6 separate regions of the Homo sapiens genome follow, and regions 1, 2, 3, 4 and 6 are each linked to region 5. The links are chromatin contacts, found by Hi-C or POLR2A ChIA-PET in ENCODE. All regions are on one chromosome and are shown on one strand. The core of a region is the stretch at or near the end of the contact, and the rest is flanking DNA. Distances in the headings are between cores, read along the strand shown.

Region 1 (3,180 bases), core at 216-2,715, 670 kb before region 5:
CTTCTTACAGAAACCTCAACACAACTCTCTTACAAAATGCAATTAAGCCCAAATGGCTGCAGTAAAACTTATCATTAACGTATGAACATTGGCTCACAAAATACATCTCCCGGCAAAGAACAAACTGAGCCCGATTTGCTCCACAAGTTGTTCATGGCAGGAGCCGGTTTTGGCTATTTAACAAGCTTCTAAATCATAATACACACGTCAGACTGTCTAGAATTACAGAACAGACTACAACAGTACTTCCACAAACGAAAAAAGTCAGGGTCATCTGAAACAGAAGAAAAATAACGGTGTGATACACGCCTCATCTCTCTCGGCGCACACTCTAAAAAAAAAACCTATAAATGATGATATTACTTTTTAACAGTGGCTAAGTGATTTTTATTTTATCTCATTTAGTCTCCACAATAACCCTGTAAAGGGGTCACTGTTACTTACTGCTGTTTTAGTGATAAGAAAACTGAGGCAGCTGGAGATGAAGACTCTTGACCTAAGATCAAAAGATAGCAGGGCCAAGATTTAAACCCAAGCCAACTGGTTCAGGATACTTCTGTTATGCTCCCAACAGAAGCTTCACTGCCTCTCTCTTGCCAGGTCCTTCTATACTCTCAGAGGCTTTCCCTTCACCCCAAGTAACAAATTCCCCATAAACACTGTACTGCCACTGATGGCTTCCAACTTCTGTGCACCATTGCTGCTCCCCAGCTTCTGCTGCCATGCTCCACCCCTAAGATTTGTAAAGTCAAAGACAACAGTTGATAAAAGTTGCTTAGGTGCTAAGAGAAGCAAAATAATTCACCTCATATAAGCAGAACTCACGCCGATTGCCACTGGAATGCAAGCCGGCCTCAGCTCCAGCCCAAGAAAAAAGTGAGAACTCTAATATTCCCGTAGGAGACAAATTTGGACTATCCCGTTTTTGGCCACCAGGCTGGAAAGAACGGAAGCGGTACTAACATTTACTGAGTGGCAGCCACATGCGCCCTAGGAGAAGACCGAACCAGGCCAATGGGGACTGGGTGGGGGGAAGGGCACTCGGGAGTTCCGGGAAAAGAAATCCAAATAACGGGGTTCATACGACCAAAACGGGAGGAGTAGGGAGTGGCCGCCCCCAGGCCGACTGCAAGATAAAGCGGCGTAGGAGCTGCTCTGCAGAGAAGGCGACCAAGAGCCTTGGGAGCTAGGCCGGGGCCAGGGGAAGACCTAAAGGGCGGGGAAGGGGAGGAGCCGGAGGGAACGGAGCCCGCTCAGAAGAGGCCAGGGTGTAAGCTGGGGGGAGCGACTCCACGCCAGGCCTTCCCCGAGCCCCTGACCAGCAGCTGGGGAAAAAAGATAAGAGACGAAACCACTAGAGCCGGTTAAGCTGCCCTAACTTCCATCAGAGGCGCTCACTCACCTGGGCCTACCACAGAGATCGCAGCTGCAGCTCGCAACGGAACAACCAGCCCGAACCTCGCCCCCGCCCCACAGCGCGCCCAGCGTCTCCGCTCTCCGACGACGGCGACGGCGTAGACCCGCTGCCTCCTGGGAAATGTAGTCCTACGCCCTCCTCTCCTGGCCGACTTGGCTGCCATCAGAACTACGTTTCCCAAAAGACAAGGCGAGCGTTGGGCCCGCCGCTTTGCGTCACGCGCTCGGTTGTCGGCGGTCACGTGGGTTGCTCGGGGCCGTCCCCTCCCCCCGCCTGGGTGGCCTGGAGATGGAGGAGGGCGGTGGACGGAAGGGGCGGGGGCGTTGCTGACGCCACTGCCCCCACCATTTTGGAACCAGCCTGGAGGGAGAGTCTGAGCCCCACCCACTCCGGGCCAGCTTGCCTTGTTGAAAAGCTTCCGAGTTGGAAGTCGAGTCTCCCTGTTTTTGGTCTCTGCTGCGCTCCCTTCCGCTTTGTGACCTTGAGCAAATTCATCCCTCCTCTCTAAACTTGTTTCCTCCCCTGTGAAATGAGACTTGTAATTTCTACCCCACAGCGATGTTGCCAGGCTCCGACAAAGTAAGGCACAGGAAAGCCTCAAGCACCCTGAAAGCGCAACGCAAATGGAGGGGTTGGTTTGGTTTCGTTTTTTTAATTTTAATTGTGTGACCTCATTCGGAGACCCAGAAACCGCCTCTCCCCAGCCTGCCTTCTGTAACTATGATTTTCTGACTGTCGTCCTGGGAAGTTTGTTAAAATGGGTGCTACTGGGGTATTGAACCAAAAGTTTACCGGGGAGTGTCTCCCTGCAGTCTACATTTTAAACCGATCTCTCGGGTGATTCTTACCCACCTACAAATTTGAGAATCTCTGCGTTTATCAGTTTTGCACAGGCTGGTTTCCTCCGGAATTTCTGCTCTAGTGTCTCTGAACATTTAAGACCCATCTCATAGGTCATCTGTGATGCTTTCAAAGTTGACTAGCTCCTCCCTATGCCTGTGTTCCCACAGTAAGTTTGCATCTTACTCTGTAAGTATCGGGGCCTTCCCCGACAAGACTGTGAGCTCTTTGAGAGCCGAGATCAGTTTTGATGGATTTCTGCACCTCCAGAGAAAAGTAGACACAGTACACATCAATTAATAAAGAAATCTAATGCTCTTCCTAAGAGAAAAGCTGCAAGGCTCAACTCAAGTAGCAGACCACGCCACATCAGCCCTTGCCCTTAGTGGCTTCGGCAGCATTCCTTGCACACGGCTTACTCTTTCTTCCTTCTTTGAGCACTTCTTGTGGTCGACGTACTGCGCAGTGCTTCTTAAAACGTTCTAATTTAATTGATTTTATTTTTATTTATTTATTTATTTATTTATTGAGATTCTCCCTATGTCGCCCAGGCTGGAGGGCAGTGGTGCGATTTTGGGTCACTGCAACATCTGCCTCCCAGGTTCAAGCGATTCTCCTGCCTAAGCCTCCTGAGTAGCTGATTTTACGGGCATATGCCACCACCCGGCTAATTTTTCTACTTTTTGTGGAGACGGGGTTTCGCCACGTTGGCCAAGCTGGTATCAGACTCCTGACCTCAAGTGATCCACCTGCCTCGGCCTTCCAAAGTGCTGGGATTACAGGCGTGAGCCACGGGGCTGAACCAATGTAATTTTAAATTCAAAGATTTTCTGGGTGTCTACTGTATACAATGCCCAGTGTAAAATACTGGGAACACGGTAGTAAACTAGATGGATACCAAAATACATAATTTTGGCTCCCCT
Region 2 (3,049 bases), core at 270-2,769, 530 kb before region 5:
ATTATGAGCCTACATCATGGTTTGATCTTCTGATTTCTGAAAGAAAACTTCCATCCCCTTGTGGCTGCCATCCTTGCAGCTCCAGTCTTTTTGTTTTTGTTTTGTTTTTCTTTTTTATAGACAGGATCTTGCCATGTTGCCCAGGCTAGTCTCGAACTCCTGGACTTAAGCGATGATCCTTCCACCTCAGTCTCTGGAGTAGCTGGGATTATAGGTGTGCGCCACCATACCCAGATTGAAAATGATAGTTTCTGGATCCAGATCTCCTCCTACTTCACTTCTCTGGAGCACACCACCAGTGATCAGTGTCTTCATTTTGAAATTCTTTTCCTAGGTTTCGTTGATAGCCACTCCTGCTTCTCCTCCTATCAAACTGTTTCCTTCCCTAATCCCCTTCCCTCCCTCCCTCCCTCTTAATTACCGGTGTTCTCCAGGGTTCTGACCATGGCCCTTTCTTCTTACTATGCTACCTGCTCTCCAAGAAGATTCACCTCCTCTGCTTGACCTCACACCTGCTACCTGAGCCGGGATCTGAGCCCACAAGGGAAGGGAAGTTAGTTTTACAGGCGAGACAGCGCATGCAAACGCCTGGCCTAGAGGAATCATGGTGTGAGGAACCGAAGAGCAGAAAGCAAGGCCAAGGCTGGCGGAAAACGAAACTGCAGACGTGTGGGAGGGCCGGACCACGTCGGACACGTTAAGGAATGTGGCTCTGTACTAAGGGTAATGGGAAATCACAGCAGGGTTTTAGGCAGGGGAGGACGCGATTAGAGTCAGGCTTCCAAAGCACGCCTTGCGGGGTGGAGAACGGGCTGGTGGTATACTGACTCTAGAGAACCGGGAAAAAGAGGTCAAGTCGGCAAGGGTGGACAGACAGTCCCCGACTTAGGATGGTTCAACTTAAGTTTTTTTCGGCTTTCTGATAACGCTGATACGCATTCATAGGCTCCTCGACGTCCGATGGGGCTGCGTCCAGATAAAACGGTCGTCTAAGCTGAAAGCGCACTTTCCACTTCAGGTATTTTCAACTTACGATGGGTTTATCCACACCCTGCACGGTTGAGGCCCCGGTGCTGCCACGCCCCGAGCACGGGATGTTCGGGGCGAGACGTCTATAAGGCCGGAGATCGCACTGGCACTCGCTGAGCTCAAGCTGTCTGCGGGTCATCCGGCTCTGGCCCCGGTGCCCTCGGCAGCCTCATCCCCGCGCACCCCCGACCCGTCGCCCCCGGAGGCTCCGCGCCCCTTCGGCCTCCCTCCCGCACGGCCTCTGACTTGCGCCCGGCCCCGCCCACCTGTCCGCTCACTCCCGGGCGTGCCGGGGTCCGGCTCCAGACTCTGGACATGACGCAGGACTGACGTCAGGTCGACGGTGTCGTGGGCCTCGTAGAAGGAGCCCACGCAGTCCCCGAGCAGCGCGCCAGCCAGGCAGCCTCGGAAGCGCGAGAGGGAGCGGGCCGCGCCAGCCCCTCCACCTGCCGCTGCCGCCATCGCCGCTGCGGCCATCCGCGCGCAGACTGCTCGCCACTTCCGGTGCCGCCCTCACAGTTTCCCTACTTCCGTCCGCAGCGCTCCCTGGGGCCTAGAGTTTCCACTCCGCCGCCAGGCCCACAGCGCCGCCCAGCGGCCCGGAGTCGCGGCGCCGCGCACTTCCCGCCAGCCTGTGCTTTGAGTCTCGGTTTTCCGCTCCTCACCACTGGGCTAACTGGGTGGGAAGGCCACTATGGGGTCTCCGGGGGATGGGCACTGAGCCAGACCATTGGATCACTGCAGCCCACACTGCCTTCCGCAGGCGAGCAACCCTAACTCCGCACCCCCAGCCGGCCCTCCCCACCGAGGCCGGGACCACCCCCAAGCCCTCCCACCGGGCCCTTGCCCCCTGTGGGCCTCCCTTAAGCATCAGGAGGGCGGACCAGGGGCCAACTGGGACACAGCCAGGTAGAGGCCGCGCTGCTGCAGCCCAGGAGTGCTGACCCAGCCCAGAGAGGGGTGCCCTGAGGGGAGGGAAAGAACTGGATTTGGTACATGGAGTTCGGAGGAATAGTGTTCCCCATCTTTGCTCCTCCATAGACAGGAGGGTGTTCAAGAACCCTCTCCCTGCTGGCTACATACAGTGGGGCAGAGAACAGCCGGCCTGAGATCCTCTGCATTTATTCCATTCATTTCTCTCCTCCCTCCTTCCATTGCCCACCCAACCCTGCCCTCCTCCTGCAGTCCTCCAAGGCTAGGCCAGCTCCAGCTGGCAGCTTTTGAGTGGACTCAGGGTGCTATTTGTGGTACGTGTGAAGGTGTCCACCTCAGGCACGAACCTCTCAGCAGGCACGGTCAGCTTGCGCCGTGTGTCCATGCACTTGGTGTCCAGCAGCATGGAGTTGGCCTTGCAGGCAATGTCAGCCTGCAGCCGGGCCAGGTGCTTGCACAGGGCGTCCAGTGCGTCCCTAGGGAAGGACATTGACAACCCCCCAGCCCCCATGAGGCTGGGAGGCCTGGGCTGCGTGCATAGCCTTCAGTCAGGAAGACAGCCCCAGGGAGCCAGCAGCCAGCAAGAGGCCCCATTTGTGGGCAGCGTCTCACTGCTCCTTCCGCCCACTCCCGAGACCTACTGTGCTTGCGCCAGCTTCTGCTTCAGGGCAGCGATGGTTGCCTCTAGCTGGTGAACCTCGTCGGTGAGGCCGTACTGTGCCTGGAGGCAGAGGGGTTGGGAGTTCCAAGTCAGCCACACTGTCCTTTACCTGAGTGCTGCCCCTTGACAGCAGTGCCCTTGCTCCATCAGGAATATGAGAAAACCTTGGCTAGGGGGCCCGTGCGCCACTGGGACACCCTCTCACCTGGTCCCGGCAGAGTTCCACGTTGGGCCGGTAGGTTCTGGCCTCTAGCCGGGTATGGGACAGCTTCAGGCTCAGGAGCTTTGTGCGCAGATCCTCCTCCAGGTGCCGGATGTCCTCCTGCAGCTCAGCGATCTCCTCCAAGGTCTGCAGGGGACAGAGTGACTGGTTTCCACCTGCTGGACTCACGTGCATGCCTGGTCCAGTGCCTCCTGGCGGGGGCA
Region 3 (2,990 bases), core at 64-2,563, 630 kb after region 5:
TCTCCCTGGGGAAAAGAGGTCTTGGCTCCCAGTTCTAGCTCTTCTGGGCCTTTGGCTTCTCCTTTCCGTGCCTCACTTTCCCCTTTATACAGGGAGGAGAGCCGGTGGCCCCACAAGGAAACAGAGAGCAGGGAGTTGTTGGGGTGCGGGGTGGGGGCCGTTGAATCAGAACAACTCCAAGGTATGTTCCTAGAGAGGTGGGCAGTCTCAAGCCTCCCAAGCCCACACCTCACCATCCCAAGCTTTCAAGACCGGAAAAGGTAGAGGAGGGAAGAGGGCTTTAAGGATGCCCACTGAACCTCCACCCCCAACTTTCAGCGCCGGAGGCAGTGTTTCCTCACACCTACCCTGGAAAGCCGGAATCCGGAGCCACCCCTTCCCCCACGTCTTCAGCCCCTCCCCCTGCGGCTTCCCCACCGTGGCCCCCTCCCCCCCATTACAGCATCGCTCTGGGCGCCAAGACGGATTCAAGCCAGGGGACTGCTGCAGTCCGCTCTCCGCCTCTCGGCTCCCGCAGCCTGTGTCCGGGCTCCGCAGCCTCCAGCTGTGCTTCGGACAGTCCCTTTCCCCCCACCCCGACCCCGCCATGGCACAATCCCAGGCTCAGGGCCCAGAGGCGGGCGGGCACAGTGGGCACGGGCGGGGGCCCAGCACAGGCGGCAGGTACAGCGGGGCTCTCCCTCCACACTGGGGATGCCTCGGCTGTGCGGACTGTGGGTGGGGGACGCCTGCCAGCGGCTCCGAGGCCGGGCACAGCGCCCCATCCTGGCAGGGGCTGGGGCCGAAGAGGGGGGCTCCCTGACCCCAAGCCAGGAGCTGAGGTCAGGCGGCCGACCGGGAAAGCCCGAAGGAGAGTCTCCTAAGCGGACGGGCCTGGGGGCTGTGTGTGACATTCAGGGCGTGACTGCCCCTCGGCGGGGGGCGAGACCCGGTCCGTGAGGCTGAGCTGGTCCCCGACCGCCCGCCCGCCGCCGGGCTTGGGTCCCTGTACCCAGGTCGGCTGTGCGTGGCCGTGACACTTCGGGTGCCTGTTCCTGGGTCCCCGGGGAGGGGGATCTCATTCCTGCCCCTACGCTGGGCGCCCCCAGCACCGTCGCTCAGCGAGGTGGGCGCTCCTCCGGGACCCCGGCGGCCGCCCGCGGGCGGCGACCTCGGCCCTCCTGGGTCCGCGCGGGGGCGGGGAGCTCGGTCCCCCTCCCTCTTCCTCTCCCTCTCCCTCTCCCTGCTCGGCTGCCCTGCGCGGGGGCGGGGGCGGGGGCGGAGCGCGCGGGCGGGATCCCCCCGCCTCCCCTTCCCGGTCCCCGGGAAATCCAGCCTCCGTGGCTTGGCCGCCTCCCGCTCCCGCGCCCGCTGCCGCTCGGCGCTCGCTTGGGGCTCCGCAGCCGGCGCGGCCCCTCAGCTGGGGGCTCCGCAGTGCCGGGCCCCGGTCCCTGCCCGCCTGCCCAACGCCGCAGCGCCCCCGGCCCGGGCCGCCGGCACCATGTAACCCGGCCGGAGCCCGAGCCGGGCCAGGTAAGCCGCGGGGAGGAGTGGGGACGGGGCCGCGCTCGCGGCTCCCTCTGCAGCGCCCCCCAGGCACGGCCCGGCTGCGGCCCCGGCGCCGCCCACGCCCCGGGCTCCGGCGCTCGGCTCCCGGCCCCGGGAGGGGGGAGGGGCTGGGCCTCCTCAGCTGCCCCCGCTCCTGCCCCGGCCTGGCTGCCCGCGGGCCCGACCCGAGGGGCGGGCAGGGGACCACGCGGACCGCGGACCCACGCTCCCGGTCAGGGCCGCGGGGACAGGCCAGCCCCGGCCCAGCCCTCGCCCGGCTGGAGGCTCGGGTCTGGGAGGGAGTAGCCAGCTGGTTGTGGGGGAAGTCGTGGTGCTGGGGAGATCCGGAGAGAAGTTTCCTCTGCAGGTGTGTGAATGTGAGTGCGTGTCGCTGTGTGTCTGTGCCGAGTGTGTCACTGTGTGGGTCTGTGGGCGATTGTGTGTGCCGGTGAGTGTATGCCGTGAGTGTGTGCGTGTGTCACTGTGGGCGAGAGTGTGTGTGCATGTTAGTGGGTGTATGCAGCGTGAGTGTGGAGGGTGGTACTGTGTATGCATCTGTGGACATGTGAGTGAATGAGTGTGTGTTGTCCCCATGTGTGCCTGTGTGTGTCTGTGAGTGTGTGAATGGATGTGTGTGCCGGCGTGACTGTCTCTGTGAGTGGGTCCCGGTATCTGCCCTGTGTGACTGTGTGTGTGTGTGTGTGCGTGTGCGCGCGCGTGCGTTGGCTGTGTGAGAGAGAGTGTATCTGAGCGCGGTTCACTCTGAATCACCCACACCTGGGCTCTGTCCCCCCCACTGTCCCCCCATTCCTGGTGGGATATGGGACAGGGAGATGAGACTTTTCCGAGGTCAGATCATTCCCCACTTCTCTGGGGACCCCTGACCCTTGATTCAGGCAAGAGCTTTGTGGCACTCCCCAGCTTGGTCTCTACCTTCACCTACCTCAGGGGGTGCCCTCTGGGATGTTGCTGGTCGTGTCCTTCCTGCATGCTAAGGCCCCTGGTGGGTGGGAGGGGGGATCTGGGGCGAGCTGGAGTATGTGCCTGCGTGTGCTGCTTCTCCTTTTGGGGGCCTGGGAACTTGTGTCATCTCAATAATGTTTCACCAAGGGCCTTTTAGAGCTAGGAGATGAGGAGGCCAGGTGGAAGCGTCTGCCCTGTTAGTCATCAGAGCAGGTGGCGCTCTCCCAGACTTCCAAGTCCCAAACCTTCAAGTTCTGGGTTATTGGTTCAGTCCACTGGCTCCGGGTGGGTCTGTACTAAGCTCTTTGAAGTAATAATAATAAAATAATGCCCTCATATTAGTTCAGGGCTTTTGAAAATGCTGCCCTCTGAACTCTTCTTATTTCCCCAACAGCCTTGGGAAGCAGGCAGGACAGGTATCACGTTAAGCCATATGCAACTGCAATATTCAACTGTTTTTATTTAACCTACAAAAACAGCAATTTCATATGGTTCAACCA
Region 4 (3,388 bases), core at 1-2,500, 830 kb before region 5:
ACATTAATTTCCTTCTCTGAGCACTGGCTTCCTCAGCTGTAAACAGCCTCCTACCTAATACTGTCTCAAGTGCTCCATGCAGAGTGTGGCACAACGGTGGGAGCTGTCCTGATTACTCTTGTTAGTCAGCCCTATCAGCAGCTCAGTGGGCACCAGGCATTCAGAGACAAAGGACACAGGTAGAGGCAGCCAGACTTCACTCATATCAGCTCTTGTGTCCTGGCACTGCCTATGTGGAGATGACAAATGCACATACACACAAGTGGCCACACACCCTAGGAAAACCCAGCAGTGCACACAAGCTTAGACACGTGTGCCCACACATGGATATAGAGTGACCCAGGGGACAGCTGGAAAGACAGCCAAGAGTTAGACATCATAAGCAGCAAACACCCTGACTCACACCTCTGGGACAAGGGAGTGGGGCTACGGCCGCTGGTGCTGCTGCCACTGAGCCCTTCTAGCTGCTTCTGCATGCCAAGGGAGGGAAGCCAGGCTCTTAGAGGGCCCCAGTGAGTCACTTGCCTGATGCAATCCCTTTAAAGGGCTCATCTGCTGGTGCAAGAAGCTGATTCATGGAGGGCGTGGTTGCTGGAGGAGGAGGAGAAAGGGACCGAAACTGCAGCAGGAGGAACTGAGGTTAGATAGCTGTAGTCGCTAATAGGAACGCTTCACTGTAAACCTCCCTGGTCAAGGCTTCAGGGATCTCCAGGTTGAAGGTTGCCATCCTCGGGGTTTCTACAAAGGCGACAGACCTAGAGGGAAATGAATTATGAGCGCTGCGACAGGAATTTCTGTCTTTTATTGAGCCTAACTGCAGGGCTTTCCTCACAGAGTTCCACAAACCGGGAAATGAGGATCAAGGATGAGTCACTTTTCTGATAAATACACTACAATTGGCCGATCTTCCAACCGCTGGGGACTTCAACCTCGGCAGGGGGAGTGTAGGGCCCGCGAGGTTCTGTGGGGTCGGGCGGGGCGGTGCCTCCGTCCCAGCCTCGCCGCAGATATAGATCAGCAGTAAGTACCGCCCCATTAGAGCCTCGGCCTCCAATCGTGTAACAGGTTTCGCCCAGACCCCACCCTGAACCAATCCTCAATCGGACTCTGGCCTCTTGCCTGAAGTCTTCCGCCCATCGTCAAGATGGCGCCCCAATCCGAAAGCCGTGGGGCTGGAGACGCAGGCGGAGGGCGGGGCCCGGGGGGGCGGGGCCGCGGCTAAGGCTGGGGAGGAGGGGGGCGGTGCGTCACTTCCGTTGTCAGGTGGCGGCGCCGCAGCCATGGAGGGAGGCGGCGGCGGCGGCGGCGGCGGCTCGGGTGGCTGCGCTGGGAGGCGGCGGTGAGAGGCTCGCACGCCTCCAGCCCGGCCCCGGCCCCCCGGGAGGGAGAGCCGAGCAGCCCCGGCTCTGGGCTACGGACTATGGGCGAATAGCTCTGACCACCCGGCGAAGGTGAGGGCAGGGGTCCAGGAGCGGGGAGCCGGGTGGGGGTTGCGGGTAGGCGGGGCGGGCCCCGGCGGCCGCGGCGGTGGAATCGGAGTGACAGCCTGAAGCCATCTGAGTGCAGCAGAAATGGCCCCGGCGAATGCCCCCTCCTCCGCTGGGGCTCTGCCCTTCCCCGGCGGCAGGGGCGAGGGCTGCCTCGCGCCGGGTACCGGGAGGCCGCGGGAGCTTCAGTCCCCGCCGCAGCTCTGGGAAGTGGGCACTGCCAGCTTTGCCTAGAGTCACCCAGCCAGTGAGTGAAGCAACCGGCGTGTGAATCCAGCCAGATCTTTCCAAAAAGACACCTTCTGCCTCTCCGTGTTTCCCTCCTAATCCCGAGGGTGACTTGATAGTTAGAACGAGTCCCCAGGGAGGGCCAGCCAGGGCTTCCTCCAAGAGCCCTCACTCTGGCACGGGCGCTACCGCTGCTGGGGAATTTTCATATCCCGGGCGGCGTTCAGGTACGAGTCACAGCTACCTGCTTGCCAAGGCCACGTTTGGCCGGCCTTTTCCAAGGAGAGCTTGCTGTGGTCAGTGTTTCACCTGCCGAGCCGGTCAGGCCCGCCCATTCCCACGCCACTTGGCCCCGCCTTCCAGCCAGTTAGGTAGGGACATTCGGATTCCTGATGCCGAGTTTTCTGCCCACCCCAATCCCCAGGTTTGAAGCCCTTTTGTTAGCGGAAGGAAGAGATGACAGCCGCCCTCTGTGTGGCAGGATAGACTTTGCTCTGTTTTAAGTCACTGGAGGAAACCGGTTGGCTTTGCTTTGGTTTTGAGAACCAGTGGGGAAGAGGGTAGGCATACTGGGCTGGGCGCCTTTCCCTCTTTGAGTAGTTTTGCGTGAGATAAGGAAGAGCAGAATGTGTAATTGTAGGGCCAAAATAATCTTGTTTGTAAACAGTGCCTGTGAGCTCCTTTAGTGCTTCCTAATGGCCGTGCTGTGCAAGTTGTTGGTTGGGTTAATCTAGACAGTCCTCATTCATTCATTCATTCATTTCTCACATGACCACAACAAGAGTCCTTGCCTAGAGGCAAGTGCTAGACAGCATAGTGGTTAAGAGTAGGCTTTGGAGCCAGACTTCCTGAGTTCAAATTCTGGCTCAGCAACTTTCCAGCTGTGTGTACCTGGGCACATTGCTTAGTCTCCCTGTGCCTCAGTGTCTTCGTCTATAAAACAAGGATGATAACAGAGAGAGATATTATGAAGAGTAAAAAGTTAACATGTAAAACATACAACCATGTTTGCCACGTAATAAGAATTCAATAAATGTTATCTATTTTTATTTCAAGGAGCATACAGTCTAATTAAGGGAAATTGACCTGTAAACAAATGGTTGAAATGTGGTCTAAAGAAGCTAGTAGTGGCTGGGCGCCGTGGCTCATGCCTGTAATCCCAACACTTTGGGAAGCCGAGGCGGGCGGATCACCTGAGGTCAGGAGTTCGAGACCAGCCTGGCTAACATGGTGAAACCCCATCTCTACTGAAAATAGAAAAATTAGCTGGGCATGGTGGCACAGGCCTGTAATCCCAGCTACTCGGGAGGCTGAGGCAGGAGAATTGCTTGAACCTATGAGGCAGAGGTTGCAGTGAGCCGAGATCAAGCCAGTGCACTCCAGCCTGAGTAACAGAGTGAGACTCTGTCTCAAAAAAAAAAAAAAAAGAAGAAGAAGAAGCTAATAGCAGCAGCAAGAGAGTACTGTGGGAGCCCAGTGGAGAAAGGGAGAAAGCTGTGAGCTCAGCCTTGGGGGTGGGGTGGGGACGGGAGTGTGCCATGAAAAGGCTTGGCAGAAGTGATGCTGGAGCTGAGTCTAAAAGGAGAGGAGGGGAGGCTTAGCCAGGTGAGAATGAATACTTTGAGAGCGAGATAGACAAATAAACTCATAGTTTATTCCAGAAATCTCAGATT
Region 5 (3,209 bases), core at 469-2,968:
CTCGCCTTGCCCAACTGTGAACACAAGAGGGACTGAGCATCCCTCTGCAGAGGAGGGACGGGGGTGGGGTGGGGGTGAGAGTGGAGGATGGAGGGAGGGAGGGATTAGCACAGAGGGAGGGGAGGAGAGAATCTGGAGGGGTGGACTCCTCAGGACTGACCTCCCCCCAGAAGCCCCTTTAAGGGGCTGGATCTGCAAATCCTTAGGGATAAAGAAGGGACCCTGGTCCAAGGTCACCTCCAGAAAGCGGGAAAGAAGGACCATGCATGCTGCTGCTCAGCCGGACAGCTCTCCTCACCAGTCTCCTGGGGGTGGGCGGGAGCTGGCCCCACTGCTCAGCTGTCCCCCTGGCACCGGAGGCTGGGTTTTATCTCCCTCCACAGGGACACAGAGGGAGTGAGTGGTGAGGACAGACAGGGAGAAATGGAGACATACATGGGTGAAGTTCGATTATCCGGACTCAGGCTGACATGGGAGAAAAGGACACCCCAGGCTTCCTTTCCCCTCCCTTCTTCAGAGGCAGAGATACGCTTCAGAAGTGAGAATACAAGACGCTCAACAGGGAAGGCTTGGAGGCCCCTTTGGGGACCCCACCCCTCCAGCCAGGGCTCTCAGTCGCCCCCGCAGGCTCCTTGCCTCCTCTCCTTTCCCTCCCTCGGGTAGAGGCTGCAGCAGCAGCAGCAGCGGCGGCGGCAGCAGCAGAATTAACCCCTTGCGCTCCCTCTTCTCGCCCTCCCCGTCCCGCTACCAGCCTGTGGATGCCGGCAGGGGCTGGAGAAGCAAGAGGGGGTCCCGGATAGTTCCCAGGACAACGGAGAATCCAAAAGCCGGATAATCGAAGCAGGGCTGCTGAGATGGGGAGATGAGAAGGGGAGGAGGGTTCCTGGCGGTCACCACCTGTCCCGCCGCAGCCAGGTCACAACACGACATTGATGAAGTCACGACAGGGCGGCGATGAGATCACACTTCACGATGGCGCGGTGATGTCACGGAGAGATCACGTCAAAATCACGACATGGGAGACAGCCCCCAAAGATGACAGGGCAAATTAAAAAAAAAAAAGATATATATTGAAAAGGGCTGTGACAAAATGGAGTCTCGACAGGGCACGATGGTGTCGCGATATGGCGCGATGGAGTCGCGATAGGGTCCCCGGGGTGTGTCGGCATCGATCAGCGCCGGCTCGGAGAGGCCCCGGCTGGGATGCAGGGGAGGGCCCGAAGGGGGCTGAGCTCACCAGGCTGCGGCCCCGAGCGGCGAAGTCTTCTCCCAGCGCGATGCTCCGGGAGCCTCGGGCCGCTGCTCACGCCGCGTTGCCCACTCCTGGCTCCAGGCTGCTGCAGCTCCACCCCCACCCCCGCACCGCTCTTGACGAATCCGCGGCTGCTTCACTCCGGGCTCTGGCCAATGGCAAGTCAGGGTGCTAAGCAGTAGGGGGTGCCGCCGTTGCCGCCATCTTGCTTGTGGGTATTGCCCGAGTCTGGGGGCTGGGGCTCGAGCGAAGGAGGCAAGGTGCAGACTGCCTCTGGAGAGCGGGCGGCGAGAGGCTGGGGGCCCAGATTCCTTCGCTTGTGCGTAGTTTTACCCGCCCAGCACTGCCCCTCCTCCCCCTTGGTCTCGCGGCCGGCATTGCCCTTCCCGGGGGAGGGGCGGGAGGGCTTGGTTAGCATGGAGAGTGTGTTTCCGGGTCGGTCCCGGGGAGGTGGGAGGAGGCGGTGTTTCCGGCCGCCGTCGCTGTCCAGGGAGGCTGAGGCGAGAGGTAGCTGTCCGGGTGGGGAGCCCGCACTACCTTCTTCCTCTTCCTCCTCCTCCTCCGGGTGAGGGGAGCGAAGGTTGGGGGTCCCCGAGCCCATGGACCAGGAGGAGGCGGAGGCCGCCGAGAGCCGGGGCCCCGCTATGTGGCCCTGAGCCCCGGTAGGTGGCCGGGGGCGGCTGGCTGCCAGGCCGAGGACCATGGGCTCAGGGGAGGGGCAAGCGGGACGGGCGATGTCAGCGGCTGCGCTGGCCGGATGTTGGGTCCGGAGGTGGCGCCCCTGGCTCGGCCAGGGCAGCCAGCTGCTTCTGTCCTTGCAGGTGCGCAGCTTGGGTCCCAGGCTGAACCCCGCTTCTCTCGGGCCTGGGCCTAGTCATGCAGCTCCCTCCATCCCCTGAGAGCCAGGCAGACAGCCGGGGTTCGGGGCGCTGCCGTCCTTCTTCCACCTTCGACCTCTGCAGCCTAGTCTTTAGTTGCTGTCTCTGATGTTTGGTCTCTCCACCGAGATAGAAAGTTGGTGCAGAATGAAGAGGGGATGGGGTTGAGCACGATGTGTCCATTATAATGTGAAACCTGCCTCATCCACGATTTTGAAAATTATGCCCCACAGAGGGTCCTGTAGTGGCTGCAGTGAGCACAAAGGTGAAATGAAGGAAGTCAAAATTGATAACCTCTGGCGGGATTCCAGGAACTCTTTGGCTTCTGGTCTCATAGTGGTTGTGTCCAACTGACAGTAGTTGCAGTTAGTGAAGAGCATTAGCTGACTCTCCTTGTGCTCTCTCCTGTGATTAACAGACTGAAAACTAGGAACAAATTGGAAAGACGACCTCCCAGAACAATCTGTTCATTTTTCCAGCTATTTGGAAAACAGTGTCTGCAAATATAAGCAAAGCTATTCATGGCAGTCTGTTCTGTAACTTTCCCAAATATCTGAGACTTTTTAAAAAAGAGCTTTATTCTCGATTACTCATACCAACTGAATAGATTGTTTCAGACGTGCTCCATCGTTGTTCAAACATATCTTATCGCTGTGTACATAAATGGAGTTCCACGTATGTAGTTGACAGACTGAACTGTGATACATCCCCCATCAACCTGAAGTATTAAGTAAACATTACCCCCTGCTCTGTCTGAACAGCTGCTGCAACAGAGAGTGCTTTTATTTTGGGTGTACTTGTAACGCCCTAAATGCCAGAACTATTGTGAGCTTCTCTAGATTTTCATTTGTCAAGTATTGTGGGGGTGTGTGTTCTCTCCCTGGGTTGTTACCCTTTGATTCAGTAACAAACTATTCGGATCTTGGTGATGTGTTGTTGTTCTTGCGTTTGGTCAGCAAGCCTTTAACTGGACCCTAGCAGTGATTTGTGCCCTTAGGCAATTATAGGTTTCAGAGGAATGACTGGTTAGGAGTTCAAATGAAATTAACTCTGCCTTTCTCTTAGACGCAAGATTTATT
Region 6 (3,214 bases), core at 206-2,705, 890 kb before region 5:
GTGCCATTGCACACCAGCCTGCGCGACAAGAGTGAAACTCCATCTCAAAAAAAAAAAAGTGATGTCTTCTGACATTTAGCTTAGCAGCCAGTGCAAGGTAGAAGAGAGAAAAGAACAGTGATACAGAGGAACATAGCAATGCAGACAGAAAAACAAATGAAGGGATGAATGTAAGAAAGGTGTTGGAGGAAAAAGCATAATATGATGACTGATAAAAGACCCTGGGAAACAGATTTGGAAGCCAAGGCCCAAGTTTCAAGTTTGAGTAGCTGGAGGGAAAGATAATTAGTAGGTTTTGGAAGTACTGAAATTTACAGAAATGGTTGTTCATCAGAGTAAAAATATACAGCAGATGGCAAAAAGTAATCCTGGAGCTTAAGATGGAGGTAAGGAAGGGAGTCGCTGCCCTCAAAGAGAAATGGTTGGGGCCGGGCGTGATAGCTCACGCCTGTAATCTCAGCACTTTGGGAGGCCCAGGCGGGCAGATCACCTGAGGTCAGGAGTTCCAGACCAGCCTGGCCAACATGGTGAAACCCCGTCTCTACTAAAAATACAAAAATTAGCCGGGCATGGTGGCGGGCGCCTGTAATCCCAGCTACTCGGGAGGCTGAGGCAGGAGAATCGCTTGAACCCTGAAGGCGGAAGTTGCAATGAGCCGAGATGGCGCCACTGCACTCCAGCCTGAGCGACAAGGGCAAAATCCGTCTCAAAAAAAAAAAAAAAAGAAAAAAGAAATGGTTGGGAGGCCTTCGGAACAGCGTCGAGGAGGGAACTTCCCAGAGCCCCCAGGCGCATCCTCTGGGAACTGGACACACGGGGACGGACGGGACTGGTTTGCTTCATGGAGTATGAAACCAGGAGGGGCTTCACTTCAAGTAAACTTTTGGGAGGCGATGCAAACGACTCAGGACTTCTGATCCTTCCCTCGTCTAAAAGAAAAGTCAGTTACCATTTTTATTGAGTGCTTTCGGGGCCTTTCCATGATCTGACTGATTCCTCTCAGCCGCCCTGTGATGTGAGTGCCAGCTCCATGTTACGTAAGAGGAAGCCAAGGCTCAAACCCTGCCCGAAGTCACACAGCAAGAAATCACGAGCCGTGATTCCAACCCAGGTCCGTCTGACCCGAGCCTGCTCTAATGCCGTTCTGCCTGGGCTTTCCTCTGTTATAGGAACCTGAGGCCCCGCGCCAGCGGCCGGGGTCCCAAGCGCCGGGCTGGCTGTGTCGAGACCACCCCCAGCCCTGGCCCGGCCCTCGCCCTTTCGAGGGAAACCTACTCTCAGAAGCACAGCTCCCCAGCCGCGCCCAACGCCGCGCCGGCCTCTGGCTCGGACCAATCCCCCCGGGACGGTCCACCACCCAGACCAATTAGCTCCCGTCTTCAGGGCACCTCCCACCAAACCGCCTTCTGATTGGCTCGCTCTTCCCGTCACGGCGTTGCCCCAGCAACCGGACTATTGGGACGCTGCGGCCTGGCCTTCAGGCCACTGGCTACCGAACCCCGGGGCTCTTCACCAGTCCAGCTCGTTTCCAGCACCATGTCGGTGCGGACGCTACCGCTGCTCTTCTTGAACTTGGGCGGGGAGATGCTTTACATCCTCGACCAACGGCTGCGGGCCCAGAACATCCCGGGAGACAAGGCCCGCAAAGGTGAGAGGCCCCCGGCCCGCTCAGCCAGACCCGCAGCCAGCAGCCCGGCCCTCTCATCATCGCCCTAACACCCACAGCCAGACCCGCACCCCTACACACTTCACTCTTATAACCAGGGACCTTTCTTACAAGCCACATCCATTTGGAGCCCCTCGGGAGTCAAATCCCCCCAAAAGCTTTTTTCACAGCAGAGGAACTTAATACTCCCAGTGGACACTAGGGTGCCTGACCTCCCTAATTTCCCCATCTCTTCAAATGGGAGAGGTGATTTCCCAGTCTCTCTTGTCAATCAGTGCCTTCCAAATGTAGGAGTCCCAGCTGCCCACCATCTAGTATCATACCCCTTGCTAGTCCAAGCATCCTCTTTACCCCCAAGGAACAGGTTCTGATTTTTTTTTTTTTTTTTTTTTTTTTTTTTTTTTGAGACAGGGTCTCGCTCTGTCGCCCAGGCTGGAGTGTGTGGCACGATCTCGGCTCACTGCAACCTCTGCCTCCTGGGTTCCAGCGATTCTCGTGCCTCAGCCTCCCAAGTAGCTGGGATTACAGGCATGCACCACCACACCCAGCTAATTTTTGTATTTTTAGTAGAGATGGGGTTTCACCATGTTTCCCAGGCTGGTCTTCAATTCCTGGACTCAAACGATCTGCCCCCCTCGGCCTCCCAAAGTGCTGGGATTATAGGCGTGAGCCACCGCGTCCAGCCCAGGTTCAGATTCTTAATTTCTTTATGGTAGTATCTTCCCACATAAGCTGGAGATTGGTCTTACTCATCTCAGAAGTATTTCTAGAAATTTGGTGTTCTAAAATAATATAGATAAATATGAAAAAAATAAGAAAGTTATAAATCTCCTCACAAGTGTTGGAGGGGAATACAATTGTGAAAATAATTATATGAGAGCTTCGAAAATGCAAAATCTGCCTCCCATGGACACCACACTAATCCCCAGAAAAATGACGACTCAGAACACTCTGCCACTCTGTTCCTTTTCCTCTTTTCCTCCCTTCTCGGCAAACAACTTGCTTATACCAAATTTCCTAGGATTAAGTATGAAGGAAATATTATATTTCAAAGTGGAGGAGGAAAAGTTGAAAAGGCAATTGACATGGCCGCCAATTAAAACATTCTCTCCATTAATCTTTGTATGCTCAATTGATGTTCAACATACATATTCAGATGCTAAGCATACATATTCAGATATTAACTATTGTGTGTGTGTGACTGAGTGCAAGTCCATGCATAAAGAGCTAAAAATAACTCCCTATAACATACCCCCTCCATTCATTCTGCACATTGCCGCCAATGAGCTTTCTAAAATGTGTATCTGTCCAAACTTGCCCCTGCCTAAAACCCTTTGTCAGCTTTCCACTGCCATCTGGGTTAAGACCAAGTCCTTGCACAGGCCATTTCAGGGCCCTTCCTTATCTGATCTCTGTCTTCCTCTGCAGTCCCTTCTTCCACCACTGCCTGCCTCCTGTTTCCCAATAATACCAAACTGCTCATAGATCTCCGCTTAAACCATGTTTGTTCGTATTTCTGTGCTAGTAATTCCCATCCCTACATTCTTC

Evidence for each region. A loop is a pair of places that touch in the nucleus more often than their neighbours do. ChIA-PET counts read pairs that join two places held with the same protein, here RNA polymerase II (POLR2A). Pooled maps may share reads with other maps.
Region 1: a map of CD8-positive, alpha-beta T cell shows a loop between it and region 5 (9-fold over the local background). The contact joins the promoter of THRAP3 here to the promoter of KIAA0319L in region 5. A Hi-C loop is called at or near these places in 2 of 168 maps with a recorded cell type or tissue (CD8-positive, alpha-beta T cell and naive thymus-derived CD4-positive, alpha-beta T cell), 2 of 37 single-sample maps with no recorded cell type and 13 of 50 pooled maps. POLR2A ChIA-PET finds 5 or more read pairs at or near these places in 1 of 52 experiments (CD4-positive, alpha-beta T cell).
Region 2: a loop to region 5 is called in a map of CD8-positive, alpha-beta T cell, with 11 times the contacts of the local background. The contact joins the promoter of ADPRS here to the promoter of KIAA0319L in region 5. A Hi-C loop is called at or near these places in 2 of 168 maps with a recorded cell type or tissue (CD8-positive, alpha-beta T cell and naive thymus-derived CD4-positive, alpha-beta T cell) and 7 of 50 pooled maps. POLR2A ChIA-PET finds 5 or more read pairs at or near these places in 1 of 52 experiments (H1).
Region 3: a pooled map shows a loop between it and region 5 (3-fold over the local background). The contact joins the promoter of DLGAP3 here to the promoter of KIAA0319L in region 5. A Hi-C loop is called at or near these places in 2 of 50 pooled maps. POLR2A ChIA-PET finds 5 or more read pairs at or near these places in 4 of 52 experiments (BJ, H1, HepG2 and 1 more).
Region 4: a map of CD8-positive, alpha-beta T cell shows a loop between it and region 5 (7-fold over the local background). The contact joins the promoter of STK40 here to the promoter of KIAA0319L in region 5. A Hi-C loop is called at or near these places in 2 of 168 maps with a recorded cell type or tissue (CD8-positive, alpha-beta T cell and lower leg skin), 1 of 37 single-sample maps with no recorded cell type and 9 of 50 pooled maps.
Region 6: a pooled map shows a loop between it and region 5 (6-fold over the local background). The contact joins the promoter of OSCP1 here to the promoter of KIAA0319L in region 5. A Hi-C loop is called at or near these places in 1 of 168 maps with a recorded cell type or tissue (gastrocnemius medialis) and 7 of 50 pooled maps. POLR2A ChIA-PET finds 5 or more read pairs at or near these places in 1 of 52 experiments (naive thymus-derived CD8-positive, alpha-beta T cell).

Annotation. Positions count from the first base shown.
Region 1 is chr1:36,222,728-36,225,907 of GRCh38, reverse strand. It overlaps THRAP3 (thyroid hormone receptor associated protein 3), which reads right to left and starts at 1,465. Exons shown (of 12, transcript NM_005119.4): 1 at 1,403-1,465. RefSeq lists enhancers at 1,019-1,547, 1,379-1,588, 1,548-2,075, 1,989-2,288, 2,499-2,668 and a silencer at 1,719-1,838.
Region 2 is chr1:36,087,362-36,090,410 of GRCh38, reverse strand. ADPRS (ADP-ribosylserine hydrolase) reads right to left here and starts at 1,519. Exons shown (of 6, transcript NM_017825.3): 1 at 1,296-1,519. The coding sequence starts at 1,506. It overlaps TEKT2 (tektin 2), which reads right to left. Exons shown (of 10, transcript NM_014466.3): 8 at 2,829-2,972; 9 at 2,604-2,683; 10 at 2,136-2,438. The coding sequence ends at 2,225. RefSeq lists enhancers at 846-1,430, 1,431-2,016 and silencers at 1,072-1,501, 1,612-1,701.
Region 3 is chr1:34,927,973-34,930,962 of GRCh38, reverse strand. DLGAP3 (DLG associated protein 3) reads left to right here and starts at 1,313. Exons shown (of 12, transcript NM_001080418.3): 1 at 1,313-1,512. RefSeq lists silencers at 705-754, 1,735-1,804.
Region 4 is chr1:36,383,786-36,387,173 of GRCh38, reverse strand. STK40 (serine/threonine kinase 40) reads left to right here and starts at 1,250. Exons shown (of 11, transcript NM_001282547.2): 1 at 1,250-1,451. LOC124904012 (a long non-coding RNA gene) reads right to left here and starts at 983. Exons shown (of 2, transcript XR_007065779.1): 1 at 847-983; 2 at 1-755. RefSeq lists enhancers at 403-772, 803-912, 1-936 and silencers at 1,143-1,522, 1,673-1,742, 2,043-2,092.
Region 5 is chr1:35,555,912-35,559,120 of GRCh38, reverse strand. KIAA0319L (KIAA0319 like) reads left to right here and starts at 1,718. Exons shown (of 21, transcript NM_024874.5): 1 at 1,718-1,914. NCDN (neurochondrin) reads right to left here and starts at 1,322. Exons shown (of 7, transcript NM_014284.3): 1 at 898-1,322; 2 at 1-14. The coding sequence starts at 930. RefSeq lists enhancers at 1-106, 1,485-1,544, 834-1,560, 1,561-2,288, 3,089-3,209 and silencers at 494-703, 1,775-1,914, 1,925-2,024.
Region 6 is chr1:36,448,692-36,451,905 of GRCh38, reverse strand. It overlaps OSCP1 (organic solute carrier partner 1), which reads left to right and starts at 1,455. Exons shown (of 10, transcript NM_145047.5): 1 at 1,455-1,648. The coding sequence starts at 1,537. LOC107984940 (a long non-coding RNA gene) reads right to left here. Exons shown (of 3, transcript XR_001737976.2): 3 at 2,341-2,448. RefSeq lists a silencer at 1,060-1,329.